Regions from separate parts of the Homo sapiens genome. Here region 1 is linked to region 2. Evidence: chromatin loops called from intact Hi-C (ENCODE). Cell type or tissue: heart left ventricle. All regions are shown on one strand. Each heading gives the region's core, and the rest is flanking DNA. Links, peaks and the distances in the headings are about the cores only.

Region 1 (9,675 bases), core at 4,152-6,651, 75 kb after region 2:
AAGATGTATCTGAGAACCTAGTCATAGGGCAAAGGGAGAAAAATAAACGGTGAGAGACCAAGACAAGGAGACTTCTGTGCACAAATCTGAGGATATATTTACATGGACCAAAAGGCAACCTGATGGGGAAATATGTATTTTGATTACCTTCTGGACACTGATAATGATGCTAATGGCTACTATATGCTAATATTTATTGAAAGATAATTCTCAATGTTTCCTTCATGTTTCTGTACATTTCACAAGCAGAAGCATCTACAGCCTATGTTCCAGACTGTCATTCCAAGGATGTTTTTGTAGTGGACAACCTTGGGAGACAGAGATTATAACTCTCCTTTGAGCAAAAAGAAGATGTGTTTGTTGTGCTTTATAAAAGACTCAGATTCCCTAAATTTGGGGATTTCCTCCTGACACAACTCTCTGCTTGTGCAGATGTGACCTGGCCCTTTTCATGTTTCCCAATAAAACTAAAGTAGGGGGACAGAAAAAAAACATGAGGTACATGCTGTTTGCTATGACATAATTAATACAGTTCTTTGTCTCAGAGCCAGGAGTCTCATGTCTTCTCCTAGCATCCGAGGATCTGCAGCAGGCTATCTTATTACACAGTTATTACAGAAATATTTCAGACCTTCCACAGTCTGGGCAATGGTCTTTGTTGTAAAATGCCTTTTTGAGTATCAGAAAATAATCATTGCTCCTAACGGATTTGAAGATAAACTACGCTTATTTACGTTCCAAGAGGTAAAAGAAGAAAATCAGACCACTATAAGCAGAAGGACATTTCTCACATAGTCTCACCAAAGCAAATTGCAAAATTCAATAAAGAATATATCTCGGAGAAGCCAAGATATAGAACTATAGAAAAAGAAAAGATAGTAGAACAATAACTCAGTACATCCTAATAATAACAACGAAAGCAATAATTAACTTACATATGGTGGTTTGCAGTTTACAATGCATTTCCACACATTATTTTATTTGGGTCTTATAACGACCTTTGAAATAGTCTTTTTTATTTTCTTAATTACACCGTTGAGAAAATTAAAGTTTAGAAAAGGTTACATAAGTTGCTGACGGCCAAAACTAACAAGTTAAGGAAATAAACAATTGATATAGACTCAAGCAAACTGAATAAAACCAAAAACAAAAATCAAGATTTGGCCTTAGGATCACAATCTTTTGTCACAAATTATTTCCTTTCTGTTTTAAATCTTCCACTTGTCCCCTGTGAACATGTCTTTCTCTCCTATGCAGAAGAACAAAATCCCTCTATTTACACTGTTTACTTTAGTTATAATCCTTCCACTTTGTTTTCATGGTGAAATTATATAAAGAGTAGCTTACATGTGTTCTCTCTGTCTTTCCTGTTTTCCATCCATTTCATCTATTATTGTTTTTTAAAAAAATCCATATTAAAATCACCAGTGGCATTCTAAATGATAAAGACTCGGGATGCGTTTTGGTTATTATCTCAAGTTCAATCTCATTTTTTGAAAACATGTTTCTTCTTTGGATTGTGGAATACTTTCAATCACTTATTCTCTTCTTTCTTTCTGGTTACAATTTCTCAGTTGTTTTCATGGAGATCTCATCTTCCAACTGTCTTATAAATAAATCTTTCTAGAGTTTCATCTCCATCCTTCTCTCCTTGCTCAATCTGCTTCCACTAAAACATCTCATCTATGCCCATGATTTGATAACTACTCACAATGCAAAGGCACACCCATTCTATATGTCTGGCTCTGATTTCTTTCTTGAGCTCCAGATATGTATTTCCAAGTATCGAATTTATATCTCAATCTGATAACCTGTGAACTTAAGGTTCAATATGTCCAAAATCAAACCACTCTACTTTCCCTCTAAATTATTTCTTTTTGTTTTCCTTTCCTGGATTGGGTGAGCCACACTGACTTACTTCTAAAAGCTGAAATGCCCCATCCTTCTTCCTTAGTCTCCATATTCAGTTGGTGATTGAATTCGGTTCATTCTGCCTCTAGATACTCCCTGTAACATGTGCTTATCTCTCTGTTAACAATGCCTTAACCTTCATGGAACCCCACATATTCAATAGGCTGCCCTAGTAAAATAATCTCCTAATAGGTTTTTAGTCTCCTTTTCATCAAAGATACAATTTATTTACTTCTTTCTGAAATTTAAATCTTACAATTTTGCTATCTCCAGAATTAAAATCTTCAATATCTTCAGATATTTTACTACCTCCAAAATTAATATTGAAGATATTGATTTATGTTTATGTCTTTATGAAGATTTATGTTTGTTTTTATGTTTATGTTTGTGTTTTTATGAAGATTGATTTGTTAATAAATAGGTTCTTAATCATGTTTCAGGAATAGGAAAAGCTAGACTCCAGGATTTGGATTTTAACATCTCCACAAGGAAAGGGGAGAGGGGCTTGACTTCTTCTCAGGAGTGTATTCATTTCATTGTTAGGCAATGTTGATGGATAATATTTTATCAATGGCATCTAAAGACCCACTTTTTGTGACTATTGCTAAATTCTTCAGCCTTACCTTCAGTGCTTAGACTCATGCCCATGTACACACATGCATGACATGCATGCTCATACACAAATATGTCTATACACCAACACACACATCAAGTTCTTCCCTGATATGTAACAGTCATTCCTGCTTCTCCACATGCTCTGATAACTGCTTGGAGTTTCTTTTCTTCCCCCACCTCTACTCAATACTTTCTATTCAAATTAAAACCCCATTCCACTCTCAACTTCTATCCATATGCGCAGAGTTAAAATCTCTCCAAGAATCTTGCATACGTAACATTCAGAGAATGCATTTCATTGCTTTGTCATCATTTGCCACTGGATCTGTCTCTCCGAACAGGCTGCTGAATAATGAATACAGTTAAGTTCCTCTAGCTTGTGTACTCTATTTATTATTTACTGTGGCACTTCCTATAATAATGTGGAAAGTGGTAACTAAGGAAACTTGGAAAATTCTAGTGAATCACAACCTGTAAACCATCACTGAGTTAAGGATAAAGTATCAACTTAAGATACATAAGCCTTAGTGATAATTTTTGTTATAAATTGTTATAATAATATTACTAACAAAAATAAGAGCTATCATTTTATAGGTAGGGATTATTATCTTCAGTATAAACTGAGGGGATGAAATGAAAGTATAAAGAAATTGTGATGACTTGGCTAATGTCCCAAGGTAAATGGTAGGTTCTATTTTACTCCTGTGATAATGGCCAAATTAGTAGTTTTCACCAAATAGCTCAGTTCTCCCCTGGCACTGGGCAGATGGAAGAAATGCTACTCCCTTGAAGTTAAATATGGTCATGTGAATTGCTTAGGCCAAAGAAATATTAGCGTATCACTTGCAGGGAGAAGGTATCAGAGCCAGCACACAGTCACGAGTGCTCTCTCTCTCTCTCTTTCTCTCTCTGTCACAGCAACTGCCAATTTTTAAAGCTCATGGCTGCTCCATCTGACTGGGACTTCACTGTAGACAATGTGAGATGAAACCACTTGCTGACTCAGATTGGAAATGTAATATGAGCAAAAAATGAACTTCTGTTGTGTTAGCCCACTAAGACTTCGTACATTTTTCAGACATGGCATGATTTGGCTCACTTTGACCAACATTCCACAGATGCCATTACTTCAGTATCAATGTTTGCTTGACCATAAATTGGACTCAAATGGATTTTTTGGGGGGAGGTCAAGTCTGAAAAGAGCTTACCCAAAGTTTTGCATCTTTAGGGTACGAAAATTATGGGAGTTTAGACGTTCATAGTTACTTTTTTCTTTTACTATTGCAAAACTTAGGTATTGAAAGATTTAAGACATATGGACACAGAGAAGCCACCAACAGGAAATTGTGTCTGAAGCAGTACAACAAATAGGAACCAGAGCCAGAGATGAGGCAAAAGAATATATGAAGCCAACATATATTCTAGAAATATAATCTGGGTCAGAGCCAGGAACTGCTGAGTTAATCAGTGTGAATCAGAAGAAAGAGTCAGAAATGAGAGACATGCACTACCTAAAACAGTTGCAGATTCAAGTTTCAGACCAAGTGTCAGGGTAAAGTCAAGACATTTCTGGTAAGTCAAAACATTTCAGATAAGTGTTTTAACTGAAAAGGCTTAAATATTTTAAAAGTCCACATTTCATATTCAACTGCCTCAGCCACCACTATCACAATCCTAATTATAACAGTAATATATTAAATTCCAAGCACTTCACATACATTTCCATATTTAATCAGCAAGGCAACTCCATGAGGAAACTGAAGTATACATCACAGCACTAGCCTTCAAACCCAGTTTTGTCTGACATCAAATTATGTGTTCTCAGACACTGCGAAATGGCCCTGTGCCATTTATCCTTCTGTCTCATACAAAGAGGGTAATTATCAATAAGTGGCTGGGCTTCCCAAAATAGAGCCAATCTAACACAGGGCTCAGGACAGAAGTAAAAGCTAATCTCAGCATGACAAACGGGCAAGAGGGCTAGCGTGTGATCTAAATTTGCCTAAAAATAAATTGACTACACACCTGTGAGGAGGTCAAGTCTCTCTCTCTCTCCCCTTTCAGGACCGAGATATCGTATTATCTGAATCCTGGATTCTAGCTTTTCCTATTTTGGAAACATGACTAAGAACCTGTTTATTAACATATCAATCTTCATGAAAAACATAAACAAATTATTCCTGTTTTGACCTTTGTTATCACTTATTGTGCCACAGTTCTGGTCCAGCTACTCTGCCATAAACAGCAATAATTTGTCTCCCTCTGAGGCTTACTGCGAGGATTAAATGAGTTAACACTTGTATACTATTTACAGTAAGGCACTGAAAATCCATTATTTAGTATGACGCTGATTATAGTCTCATTAAATCCTACAACAAGATTTTGAGGTGGGATTCTACTTTTTCAAGTGAGAAAGCTGAGGCTCAGGTAGTTTATGTTACATTACGAAGGCCATACCACTAATAAGTAGAAAACAGGGCTGGGATTCCACACCGTCAAATATTTGCCTGCAAAACCAAAGCTCTTTCCACTAAGTCACACCACATGCCTCACTGCAATGGAAGAAACTGCACACCAGGTCCAAACATTATGCACATTCGTCCTTATTGAAAAGAACAAATTCACTGTAATTTTGCAACTCCTCACAATGCCAGCTGCTATAAACTGTATGAAATTTATGAAAGTTTGGAAAGGTTCCCACCATAATAACATAGTATTTTTCGAAAATAATTTGCATGCTATATAACACACATTATATATAGCAAATAAAAAGCTAACCCTAAGTGACAATACGTGGGCAGATAATGAATCATTTGGAAATATCACGTAGATTTCACATAGAAAATATTGTTATCCATGAAAAGCCCAGGAGTTTCTTAACCCTTTGCTGTGACGTGGAACCACAGCAGAAAGCACCGACAGACCAATAATGTGATAAGCTTAATTCTCTAAAGGGCAGGAGTGAGAGCTTTCTATCCTATAACAACAGTTTGGATGACTTTATATCAAGAGTGAGGAAGAAAATTATACTCCTCTCCCACATATCAAGGGAAATGCTTCCCATGGAGTGACTCAGCCTGAAACCCTAAACCGGAGCACGGTCACAGCATGCTGTAGGCAGTCACAGCAGGCTCCGTATCAGCTGCCTTCGGCATTTGTAGGGACAACACAGAGCGGAGGCTGCCAATTACACCAGAAGCTTCTACCTTGTGAGAAGAGTCTAATCTAGTGGAAGAAAAACAGACACTGACTCTTCATGCTCCAAACTGTGGCTCTTTTCTACTTGATCATCAACAATATGTTCAAACAGCCAGAAGAACACACTCCCTCTCTAGTAAGATAATAATTGTAAACAGTCATATCACTAGCAATTTGCCAGGCACGGCTCTCATTACTTCATATATACTAATTCATACTTCATATATACTGATTCATTCAACTTAATACTTATAGCACTGGACATATTTTTTTCCATATAAAACACAGATATATTAAGTTACCCAAAGTCAGATATCTGAAGTATGGTAGGATCAGTATTTAAACACAAGCTGTCTGGTATGCTAGATACCTATCCAAGAATACTGTGCCAGTATCACCCTACTTATCCTTAATTATTTTTAAGAAAAGCCTAGCATTTAGGAGAACAATCATAGTTACAGGGTGCATTCTGGCAATTGTGGAGGAAATGTAAAATCAGATAACTTGAGACAATTATCTTTATGGTATTCTCTAGGTCCAACATTGAATGATTTGGTTTTGCTGGAATTGGTGTCCCATGAGCTCACTCATCTTGCCCAATAGTTCCACAGCCCCACCTTATTCCAAGAAAGCAAATAAAATACTTATTTGATATATACCAAATATAATCTTAGCATGTTGCAAATTTAACTTTAAATCAATAACTTGATTTTTTATACTTCTTTAATGTACATAAAGAAATTCTTATTAAAAGATACAAATCAAACTCAAGAAAGTGAATGCATTGTATCATTTTTCTAATAGAGTATGGAGGAATGTCACTTACCAATACTGCATTGCAACATGAAAAATCTAATCTTTAAAGCCCCCGATAAACTGATCATGCATATTGAACAGCATGAAAAATGAATGACTTCTATAATCTTCAGGATGATGTTTGTTTCCTGTTATATTTTGGCACTGGCAATTTATTACACAAGAATAGGTTCTAATCATGATATTCTTTGCTTCCTAATTATTCAGGAAAGTCCTTGGAGCAGGAAATCTAGCACTTTTCATGTTGTCTTTGTTATTTAAAAATAGCGTAATAATCATGGAATTGGCACTATTTCTTTAAAAGTCACAGCTAATCTGTTAATTTGTCTTCTCATAGAATCCATTTTAATAATGCTCTTACACTCAGTGTGACATTTCATACTACCAATTTACTGAACAACCATTGATCTTTGTCTCAGTATATTATGGATTTTATATTTATGATAATTTTTATTACCACTTGTTTTAGGAATTTTCACAAATTTATTACTGATTTGTGTATTCTTATGATATAATTAAATGTACCTCCATATTCATTAGCCAATGAAATACAAGTAGCAGCCTATAATACACTGAAGAATTTAGTAGAAATGTCTTTCTTCTAATCAATTCAAATGGAATTTCTATATCTGAGCAATAGCAATTATGAATAAAACATTAGCTATCATAGCAATAATTTATATATTTTATAGTAATGTTTCATATAATACAGGAACTTTTCTTATAAGTACTTAAACACTGGAAAATATATTTTAATAAACAAGCCAAATTCAACATAACCTAAGCCAAACTCAATGCTTTCTTTACTTGACAGATATCACCATAATCCCTTCTTTTAAAACTGGAGGAAAATTTCAGATCACTCTCTCTCTTCCCCTCTCTCTCTCTCTCTGTCAGTTGTTGTATTTTATTATTTTCCAAGATATCCTCTGTTAATTTCAATATTATAAAATCTGAATCCCCACTTTTCCAGTCGTCTTTCATGATCTACGTTATGCAGTCTACACCAATACCCTACTAACTAGTCTCTAGTCTCTAGCATCTTTCCATCACCATATACCATCTTCTCAGTCGTCAAAGTAAACTTCTCGAAGCATAACATTGCTTCTGTCACTCTACCACTTATAACTGTACAATGACTTCATTGTTTGACTCAAGTACGGCATATTTTGATATGCTTGCATTCTTACAGACTTCACTCACTCCCTTCAATTGTGATGGGCTAAATGTGCCTCACCTCCCTTCCTCAAATTTATGCCAAATTTTCCTTTTTATCCATATCATTTCCTTTGTCATTTACCTTAAACCTAATTTTTAAATATTTGTTTCAAATCCTCCCTCTTGTACGAAGACTTCCCTTTCCGTTCCTATCTCCAATGGAATTGTAAAACCCCATATAACCTTAAAGTCTGCTTGTATCACATACAATATTCTGGCTAGACATAGAATTATTTATCTATTAGTTTCTAGCCTTCTTTAAACTATAAATTCCTTGAATGGAGGACACATATCTCTTCATATTTGCATCTCCTGCAGCACCAAGCAGAAAACTCACTCTGAAGAAGATGCTCAGAAATATTTACTTAATGATTGGATTACCACAGCAGCAAAGAGCAGAGCATATGGAAATTTGAAATCATAGGCAAATCAATTTTTAACCAATTTAGAAAGTATTGAGTATAAGACTGCAAGTGATAAAGAAGAAGTAGGCCATTCTGAACTAAATTTTCTTTACTCTTCTTCTTCTTTTTTTTTTTTTTTTTTTGACAGGGTCTGGCTGTCAGCCATGGTAGAGTGCAGTGGCACAATGGCTCACTGCAGCCTCAGCCTCCTGGGCTCCAGCAATCCTCTCACCTCAGCCTGCCAAGTAGCTGGGACTACATGTGCATGCCAGCCTGCTGGGCTAATTTTTTTTTTTTCCATAGAGACAGGGTCTCACTGTTTTGCCCAGTCTAGTCATGAACTGCTGGGCTCAAGCAATCCTTCTGCCTACACCTCCAAAACCTAAATGTAAATATTCGTAATATGATAAATGCATATATTGTACATTCAGAGGCTCTACACAGTTTTGAGTGTGAGAACCATAAGTTATGTCAAAATTTCCAAATATCATATATTTTGTAATCATATTTTTATTATTATTGACTCAGTCAATAGTCATAGACTTTTTTTAGTTTTTTAAAATGCCTATGAAATTATAGATTTGGAACTTCCTTACAAATACCCAGCAGCATTCTCATACCCTCATTCAATCCACAGACTAGGAAGCTTCTAGAATACCTTTGAAACTGGTCTTTTCAGATAATATACATGAAGCATTTATTAGTGTTCCTGGCTCATAATATGTACTCTATAATTAATGTGAGTGATAGTATTCGCTATTACCATCACATCTATCTTCATGTTCTAAGTCCCTATATGTGTTTAACCCTTTTCTCTGCTTCTACTTTATAATATCATCCAACTAATTCCTGATACACATCTCTTATATCCCACAACATCTTTCTGCATAAGTTGACCAGATGCCTTAATTTTTACCTCGTTCACTATCACGTGCTGTTTGGTTCTTTTTCTCCTTTCCACTTCTTGCATTTTATTCTCCCTGTCACCATGTTATTCTTTCCATTCTTATCATTCTTATTGCATTCTCTATATATTGCTTTTTCTGTACTCATCATTTTCCAAGTCTTTTGGTGCCTGCTATTAATTAGTTGTTTCTTTTTCTCTCTTCAACACCTGACCCAACTGCTGTTCATATTTATAGTTGAAAGTCACTTTATGAAATAGACATATTCCTGAAAATCTAGAATAAAAACAAATTTCTTATAAATAAAATCTTACTCTACATATGCAAAGAAACAATATTTTCTTTTTAAAACTTACAGTGAAGTGAATGATCATAGCCTATCACTTGTATCAATGCACACACTAAAAGAGTTGTGCGGTCCTAACTTGAGGTCCTGACACCTCTTTCTTTTACAACCTCTGATTCTAATTCCATAATGTATCTATGACTCCCTGCTTCCTACTCTCTTTTAACACACACACACACACACACACACACACACACACACACACACACACCTCTCCCTTTTCCCTCCCTCTTGATATCTATGAGTCAGACCATACTGTCTC
Region 2 (9,675 bases), core at 2,361-4,860:
ATATTACCAAAAGAATTATAAATTATTTTCTTCAAAAGTACTATTATTTTTAAACCTTTCATCTTATTAGTTGGTGACAAGAAATTTTAAGTTAATAAAATAATGTCATAAAAGAATTATCAGTATTACAATTAAAGTTAAATACATTAATATGATATAGATATATACATTCAGTCTACTAAAATATGCTCATTATACTTATTGAAATATAATTTTTGATTTAGAAATCTCAGAATTACAACGCATTTTTAAGTTAGAAGGAAATAATAGCTAACAAATATGGGTAAGTCATCTAAATATTTAATCAAGTTTGAATAATAATGAAAAAACCTCAAAATTAAAATGTAGGAAATACATGGATTTCCCAGTTTTCTTTTATGGAACAGAGCATGGAAAATTATTGGCTACCAATTGAATATAATTCTTGTTGACCTTCCCTAAGAGTCAGTGATACTTGGACTACCACAAAATATTTCCCAGTTCCAGAAAACTAATTCACAAATTAGCTTTTGAAACATCCTGCTAGAAAACTCTCTCATAGATGCCCATTGAATATATAATGCCTATATTTTGTGAATTGTACTTTTACTTGGAATGTACCATTTCCTTTCTTTATATTGTAAATTCTGTGGGTTTGTGTATGTGTGTGAAACAATAGATAGATAGATAGATAGATAGATAGATAGATAGATAGATAGATAGATACATAGATAGATAGAGTTTCGCTCTTGTTACCCAGGCTGGAGTGCAATGGCACAGTCTTGGCTCACTGCAACCTCCATCTCCTGGGTTCAACCGGTTCTCCTGCCTCAGCCTCCCAAGTAGCTGGGATTACAGGGGCTTACCACCATGCCTGGCTAATTTTTATAATTTTAGTAGAGACAGGGTTTCACCACGTTGGCCAGGCTGGTGTCGAACCCCTGACCTCAGGTGATCCACTCACCTTAGCCACCCAAAGAACTGGGATTACAGGCATGAGCCACCGTGCTCAGCCTGTGAAACAGTACTTTTAAGTGAGATAAAATTCGTGTCACATAAAATTGACATTAACAATTTCAAAGTGTACAATTCAGTAATTTTTAGCATATTCATGATGTTGTGCAATCATTACCTCTGATTAATCCCATAACATTTTCATCACCCTGTAAAGAAACCTTATGCCCATTAAACAGTCACTCCCTGTATTTTCTCCCCTCTAACCTCTGGCTATCATTAGCCTATTTTCTGTGTCTATGGATTTGCCTATTCTGGATATTTCATGTAAATTGAATCATATAATATGTTTCCTTTGTGTCTGGCTTCTTTCACTTAGCTTAGTGTTTTCAAGGTTTTTCCATGTTATAACATGTATCAGTACTTCACTCCTTTTTATAGCTGAATAATATTCCATTATAATGAATATACTCCATTTAATAAATCTATTTATCAGCTGATGTACATTCAACTTGTTTCCAGGTTTTGGCTGTTAGGAATTCTGCTATGAACATTCAAGTGTACACGTTTTTGTATAAACATATAATTCAATTCTCTTGGCTATATACCTGATAGTAAAATTGCCAGATCATACAGTAACTCTATGTTTAGTGTTTTGAGGAACTGCCAAATTGATTTTCACAACAGCTACACCATTTTACACTCCCACCAGTAAGGTGTAAGGATTCCAGTCTCTCTATATCCTTGCCAAAACTTGTTATTTTCTAACCCTTTTTTTGTTACAGCCATCCTAGTGGATGTGAAATGATTCGACTCACATCTGATTAGTCATTCGCTAATGACTAATAATGCTGAGCATCTTTTTATATGCCTATTGGTCGTTTGTATATTCTTTGGCAAAATGTCTATTCAAGTTCTTTGACCATTTTTTAATTGGACGGTTTGTCTTTTTGTTGTGGACATCCTCTGGGGGGTGTGTGTGTACGCACATTTGCTTGATGCCTATACAGCTTCCTATGTATTTCCTTTTTGGTGTATAATTTGCTGGCATTTTCCATATTGTGATCAGAGTTAATTTTTTATGTCATGTCCCTTGCTAGATTGGAGGTTGTTCTCGGGCAGAAAATGTGTGTTTTCATTTTAGCACAACTTTCAACTTCATCACAAAGTTGAAACAATAGCATTGCAATAAATATTGAGATTAAATTAATCAGAGCTATTCCTAAATGGCAAAAAATTACAATAATTGCTTCTATATGTACTTTGTTAGACACTTACACTGCAGAGAGAGACCAAACTGCATATCAAAAAGAGACATGAAGCTGACCCCTTATTCTCAAATTCTTCTTTGTGGGTAATAAGGCACTATTCTAAGTTAGCAGAACTGCTTTTACTTCTTTTTATCCATAATCGTAGATGCAACCCATACTGTGCAGACCCACAGAGACACACACATACACAGATGCATACATTCTGGAATATCATATCTCGAGAGACTATGTTTATTTTAACCATATCTTAGGCCAATGATAAAATGGAAGGCGGAGAAAACAATTTTGGTTTCTCCCACATAGGCCTGCCCCACAACTTTAGAGACACTGCTTAGATGGCCTTTTCGTTTCAGGTTTCTATGAGAGTAAAAAACATATTCAGTAATTATTTATAAATGACTCAGAGAAGGGGAAAGCTCATAAAATTATTCCTACAATATTTTATTAGTGTACTGGTCATAGTTTATACTGAATATTCTTAGTAGAGAAATCATGAGCTAAATTAACAGCCAAAAACCTCTAGATATATGACTGCCCTTTCCATGAACTAGGGCTCAACAATGACTTGGTCTGAGACAATTTAAAGTGCTCTAGTTGATATTCAGATGAATCACTATCAATTCAACTCACTGCCTCTCCAATTCTCAAGTTCCAGTTCTAATATCTTAATATTTGAAGTTTAACTATGACCTGATCTCCACTTTACAATCTAGTTTGGAAACTGGAGCATTATCTTGTTTTTGTATTCCTGTCTCAATAACATTTCTTGGGCCCAGTTTCTCTAAGGCTGAGGCCCTGATTTGACCGGTCAATCTTCTAAAGATAAGGATTTGCGCATGGAACACCAGAGAGTTCAGGATATCCATAACCTTTCAACAGCATTGTTTTTACATGAATTATCTACATGTCTTCTTGGACACCCAAATTGCACTAGGTTGTGAAAATCCTACTGCTATGTTTTACCTTCTTTTGGGGGGAACACACATTTATCTTATTTGTAAGTTAACTGCTTGTCCAAATTTCTTCCTATGGCCTATCACCATAAACATTCCTATCTTTTTTATTGTGCCAACTCTGAGTTACATTCTGTCCAAAACTACACTGGGGCAGTGGAGAGGGGAAAGGATCTATAACTAGGCCTGACCTGCCTTCTAGGACAAAATAAACAGAGGAAGTTATACCTGGATGAACAGATAGTAAGACGTGGCCTCAGTCATAATTCAGCTAATAATAGAGCTTCGGGAAAGAGCACAGTGACAGATACTAGGCTGAGCAATGCTGAGAAATCCAGGCAAGCAGCCAGCCAGGCAGGCAGCTGTGAGCTTGGAGATCAGTTTAGTAAATACATGTCTGTAATGGGAGAAAGAACCTGGAAGATTGGCCAGTGAAGTGCTAGGCAGCCCAGTGCTGAGCAGCCAGGTTGAAAACAGCAGGTTTAGTTCTTGGGATAAGGGAGCTGGACAGATGCGCAGCACAAAAGATTGGGTCTCCTGGAAAGCAAAGGAGGGGTATGACTTGGGGAAATTCTGAAACATGGGGCTAATTTCAGAGGTTCCTATGCTTGGCTTGACTGGCAGGGCAGGATACTTGGAAAACAACAGTGAATACAAATTACTGCCCTTTGACTAACATATCCATTTTCCCAGCAAGTAATTTAATACTATACCAATAACTACAGCTGAGACAATGGGCTGTCTTTTTCATCACTGTCAGAATCAACTTAGAGCTGAAAATGGTACTGAGCATGAAAGCGGGAGGTGTTTTATTAAGCAAACATTCTTGGAATGAGCTGGGAAAGAACAAAGAAAATGTTTATGGGGAGATGAGTTGACTTTCTCCTATACTTTACCTTTCTATCACCTGCTCTGGTACTTGAGTAATTCCAGGGGCCCCCCAAAATGCACACACCCTGTCAATCTTCTCATTTCGGCTGAGTCATGTAATAAACAATGCCATGAGAGTTAAATGAACTACATTTTAGGGATCAACGTTAAATTTTTATTTACTTTTAAAATGTTCAGAATTTTTAACGATTTTCAAGAAAAATTAAAGACCCTTTACATTAGTCTGAATTGAAAATAAATAAATGACTAATAGCATTTGGTAACGTTTAGAAAATGCAAATAGATCATAAAAAGTACTACATGAAAAATGAAACACTTAGTTCCTCTCACATCTCTTTAGGCATCTGTTACATCTTGAGTGAGTCTCCTTTGTGATTTTCCTGCCTCTTTGTCTCTTTATTCCAAAAAACTCAACACATACTTGTCAGATTAATCTCAAAGGCCCCATGAAGTAACGGAGAGATTTAAAGCCAGCTAGATTTAGATTTGAATCTTGGCTCCAGAATGCTTGGCTGAATGTCCCTGGGCATATTTTTAACCTCTCTATGGTTCAGTTTTCTAATATTTAAAATTAGAATAATGATAGGGATCTGGCAATACTGTGTCTAGCAAAGTGTCTGGTGCCCAATAAATCCTTGTTCCTTTATTTCATCCTAAATGTGACTTTAAACAAATCATCACCCTTCAACTGTTTCCTGTTGCTTTTGGATTGAAGCACAAACTCCTCCTCTTGGCACCATAGGTGTGTCAAAATATGATCCAAATCTATCTTCCAACAGTTATTTTCTGTATCTTCCATATTTACTATTCAATATCCATTCATCCAATTGTGAAGGCATCCCATCATCCCATGATTTTAGAGCTCTTCTTTTGCTGATGATTTTTTTTTCCTCAGGAATCCCGCCAATGTTGAGTGAAGTTCAACATAATGTATGGCATGGTTTATCTGTCAACTTATCCACAAAATCTCTCAGGACCTCCTCAAACACAGTAGGTTGTAACTCATCCTCCATGGGACACCCCATAATAACTCTCTCAGAATCTACATCTCATTTGTGCATTGGGCACTAGTAACACTATTAATTATAGCTTGAATGCATGAGCATTTTAGAGTTTGCAAAGTGTTCTATTATCTCATTTAAAATTCACAATAATGTTAACAAATATTCACTCCACTTAACACATGAAGAAATCAAAGTTAAGGAAATTATTACCTACTTAGGATCACACAGCTAAAAAGTTTCACATAATGATTCAAGCTATTGTATATGACCCAAACCCATTCTCGTCACTTTGGAAAAAGAACAAATACAAGTTTATAATTTGGCTTAGGAACCTCATTATTACAACAGCTAAAATCACACAGCCAAAAGAATGTACAGTAGTGATTCAAACTCCTATACAGTAAATATATTTTAAAGATCAAGGCCAATAATTTTGCCACCTAAATAGTAGTCATAGCTGCTGTGAGAAGACTATCATATATTCTACTGTTAAAGCTAAGACCCAACTTACAAAATGCATTTGTCATTTTTGTAAATAATGTGTTTTTAGTGGACTGACTGTAAGTTCATTATCTGGTGTTTTTGTTTTTAACCAAAATAGTGCCATGTTTCCCACGTTCAGTAGAGATATTGGTTTTCCAGGCTAATATGATAGTTTTTACAAAGTGAGAGAGGCTCAATGGGACCATGGAAAAGTCATCTTTCGGGTCTCTCAATTCAGTGCTTTCAAAAGTTTCCTTTAAAATCTAAGCCTCCCCACATAGCTTTTTCCTCTTATCACAAAAGATATTCGTGGTATAGAAGACTTTTCCTGTGCTCAGCAAAAAAGCATTTTTTCAGGAACTATATTAACCCTGTAGTAGAGAGGGCTCTGCAACTTCAACTGTTTAAAGAGAAGATTTTTCTAATTTAAATACTTAGCTAGCATTAATGTGCAGACGCATTAATGCTAAGTATTTAAATTAGAAAAATCTTTATCAATTATGTCAATGTTAAAGTTATAATTAATTTATATAATTTAATTGTATAATTGTATAGTTAAATTGTATTAATTGTTGTGCAGACAACATAGTAGCATTCAGTCCAATGTTACATTTCATAAAGTTTCCCTTAGCTACATAGTACTTAAAAGTAGTGAAATAGTGCTTTATCTTCATTTAACCCAGTAATACTCAAACCTGGATCCATATCAGGATCATCCGGGGATCTTTTAATATACACTGATGTTTGCACTCAAAACACAGTGAGGCAGATTTAATTAGCCTACATCTCCATGACTGGCTAGTCATGAGGACCTTTAAAAAAGGCTCTCAGTTGAGTCTTATATGCAGCTGAGATGGAATTAATCACTGCTCTGATCCTTAAATACATGCATAAAGAAAGTGAGAGTTAATCAGCAATTTTTATCCTGCTAAATTTTCCTATGTATGAATATATATTTTGTCTGATTGCTACACGGGGAACTTCTTTTAGGGAAGAAAAAAAAAACCTCATGAGAACATTTTATTTAAAGATTTATTTACTCTCACCTTAGGTCACAATAGCAAAAATAGCATTTTGGAATCCAGCAGAGAGATCCAGAAAATAATATTGTCATTAAATGAAATTCCCCAGATGATATAAAAGAAGTTCTACTTAGAGCCAGCAGCAGAAAATAAATACCTACAGGACTATAGAATAAGAGATTTAGAGAACTAGTCAATAAGAAACAGAAGTTTTTATCTACTTGTGTGAGAATTTTCATAAAAGTACAAAGAGATTGAAAAAGAAATATGGAACTATTGTTAAAAATAATAACAGCCATATTGTAGCAGTTTATATGCTATTTGAAATCTATACACTTGGATTTTTTAAAATCCTAAAAATAATATTCTAATGATACTGCTACAGTGGGAAAAGCTGTACAAAAACCAAACCCTCTATTCAGGTCTTTGCTCCAGGCTCACCACAGGATTCTGGGAAAATCCTTTAAGCTGCTCTGAGTGCAAGTCACTCTCTACTTGTTCCTGCTAAGCATTTGGGATCATCGTTAGCTTAAAAAGATAATGGGCATAATATCTTTGAGCAACCTGTTACACATATAGCAATAAGTATTTCTACTTAGCAAAAATAAAAACTAGTTAATTCCAAAATGACTACAGATTTGAGAACATGAAGAAAATTTCCTTTCTCCTTTTCATATTTATTATCGTTGTTAATCCTCTTAAACATCAGTTTTTATTAACTCTTTCTTGTATTTGCTGGTAATTTTTACTCCTTCATCTATCTACATCTAATGTTTTGATGTATGAATCTAATCCAATGCCTTGCACAAAATATTTGTAAGAGTCATTTGTTTTGATAGACAAATATCTGCTAATTTAGCCAGCAACCCTATCCAGACACTAGGAACCTATGAAATAATTTCCACCTTTATACGTATTTTATTGTGTAGAAAATACATTAAGAAAAAGAGTATACTTGCCTTCGAGCCACTCATCTATACTATAACTAAAAACTTCTATTGAAAACATAATTGCTAATTAAGAGATACTATTAGGGACAGAATTGACTGGTGTGGACCAATAGTGTGCTGGTAAATGTTTAACAACTCTTTGGGATGTGAAGGGTGCCTACTGTAGTGTTTGCCAATTGCTGTCTTGTAAATATTTCCACCATGACAATTTCAAGCCTCCCACATGACATCATTAATGTGGAGTTGGGAAAGAATGCTAACATTCAGCTCTGATAAGCAATAATTAATGAATCAATCTATATGTGATTATTTGTACTTTAGAAACAATAAATAGGTCTTTAAAGACAAATCTGGAGATAAAGAACGGAAATAAAAAGCCTGCAGCTATGACTTCTTAATCATTCTTTCAAATATTCTCAAGCCACCTATTGAGTTTAGAACAAGTACTGTTCCAACTATTGGAATATATCATTGAACAAAACAGAAAATATGCCTAATCCTATAGTTTGTATTCTAGTGCAAGAAGATAGATTACAAACATAATACATTATTAAGACAATCTTATATCAATGCAGTATAGAGATGTGATGGCATGGAGGTGTTAGTGGTGGAGTAGGAAAGATGAATTATTTTGAAAGTAGAGCCAAAAGAATTTCCTTATTGATTGGATATGGGTTGTGACAGTAATGTGTCAAGAGTCCCAGAGTTGTAGATTTGAGCAATTGGAGGGATAAACTTGCCAATAAGTAAAATGAGGAACACTGCAGATGAAGCATGTTTGGAATGAGGAGTCTTCAATTTTAGTTTTAGGCATTTTATATTTCATAAATATATTAGATATCCAAGTGTAGCCATTAGGAAAGCAATTATTTATGAGTGTGGAACCCAATAGAGAAGCCTGGGCTGAAGAACGAAATTTGAGTATAATTTCTATATAAACAGTATTTAACTGGATGACATCACATGTATAGTGATTGTAGATAGATAAGATAGCAAGGACTGAGTTTTGAGTCTCAGTTCACTCTGCAGTTCAAGTACCAGGAAAAGAGATGCAATCTGCTAGGAAACTAAGAATGAATGCCTAGTGAAATAGCAAGAATACCAGGAAAAATAATGTATCCCAAAAGCAAAGTGTCATGTAATATCAAGTTAAATGAGGAGCAGATTTAGCAAGACTTTTAAGTTTAGCCAGAAGGAAATCATTTGTGTCCCTTTCAAGGGCTGTTTCAATTCAGTAGCTGGGAAAAAAAAAATAAACCCAGAGTGAGTTTAAGAGAAAATATGATGAGAGGAATGGGAGGCAGCAAATATAGGCAACTCATTCAAAAACAATTTTTTGCCATAGAAGGAAAGAATTTGGGCAGTAGCTGGACTGCAAGAAGTGAAGGCAAGATAAATTTTTTTAAAAAAAGAGAAAAAAAACAGCATTCTAATAGAAATTATTCAGTCGAGAGAGAAAAAAATAAAAAATTAAAAAAAAAATTTTTAAACACCCACTAGAATGTTGTCCTTTAGTGGGTAAGAGAGAATGCAATCTTCTTCATAGCAGAAGGTCTGGCTTAGAGTGGAGGCATGGACAGTTTACCTAAGTAGGAAGGCAGATTGACAAGTGCTGCTTAATTACCATTCACTATTTGTCATGACATCATTACTATTGGTAAGTGGATATAATAATAATGTTTTCTTTGTCCTTAGGCTGGGATTAGTAGCTGGTGCATAGTATATATTCATTGACAGTGAGCCCTTATCATCATCATCTGTGCCATCAGGCTTAAGCTAAGCTCCGGGGATTTCATTTTTCTATAACCTTAATTTCAGATTATTCACAATTTTCTTAATTTTCTTTTACATTTTCACTAGATGCTTTTAACTTCCTCTCTTTAACCAACAACTTGAATACAATATAAGATGTCTTAAAGTTATATGTAAAATAGAAATTGTATATTTTTTTGTGTTGTAAAATTCACTTTTGTGGGCAATAGAATTAAATGCAGACATTTTATGTGTGTAAATCAAAATGTTTAAGGAAATGCAAGTATGAGTTACATTTTTGAATGTGTACATTAAAAATATTTAAACCCACGCTAGTTCAGAAGATGACAACTTCATTTTATTTTTTTTAAGTTCTTATGTGGGTTGCAAAACACTTACTGGCAAACCAAACATTC

What was found. A loop is a pair of places that touch in the nucleus more often than their neighbours do. Peaks named below come from ENCODE experiments on the same cell type or tissue, not always from the same donor. Only the 100,000 strongest peaks of a DNase experiment are listed, where the experiment ranks them.
Region 1: it touches region 2 in a loop (4-fold over the local background); 11 of 110 quality-filtered maps call a loop at or near these places.

What each region holds. Positions count from the first base shown.
Region 1 is chr7:14,831,122-14,840,796 of GRCh38, forward strand. All of the region lies in intron 2 of DGKB (diacylglycerol kinase beta), which reads right to left. Among named protein-coding and RNA genes, the nearest start is that of DGKB, 67 kb to the right of the region's middle. In heart left ventricle, for the core only: no CTCF peak of the experiment used is centred there; a DNase peak (open chromatin) is centred at 5,650; H3K27ac peaks cover 1,821 bases.
Region 2 is chr7:14,758,231-14,767,905 of GRCh38, forward strand. The region is part of intron 2 of DGKB (diacylglycerol kinase beta); the gene reads right to left. Among named protein-coding and RNA genes, the nearest start is that of DGKB, 140 kb to the right of the region's middle. In heart left ventricle, for the core only: no CTCF peak of the experiment used is centred there; a DNase peak (open chromatin) is centred at 3,511; H3K27ac peaks cover 875 bases.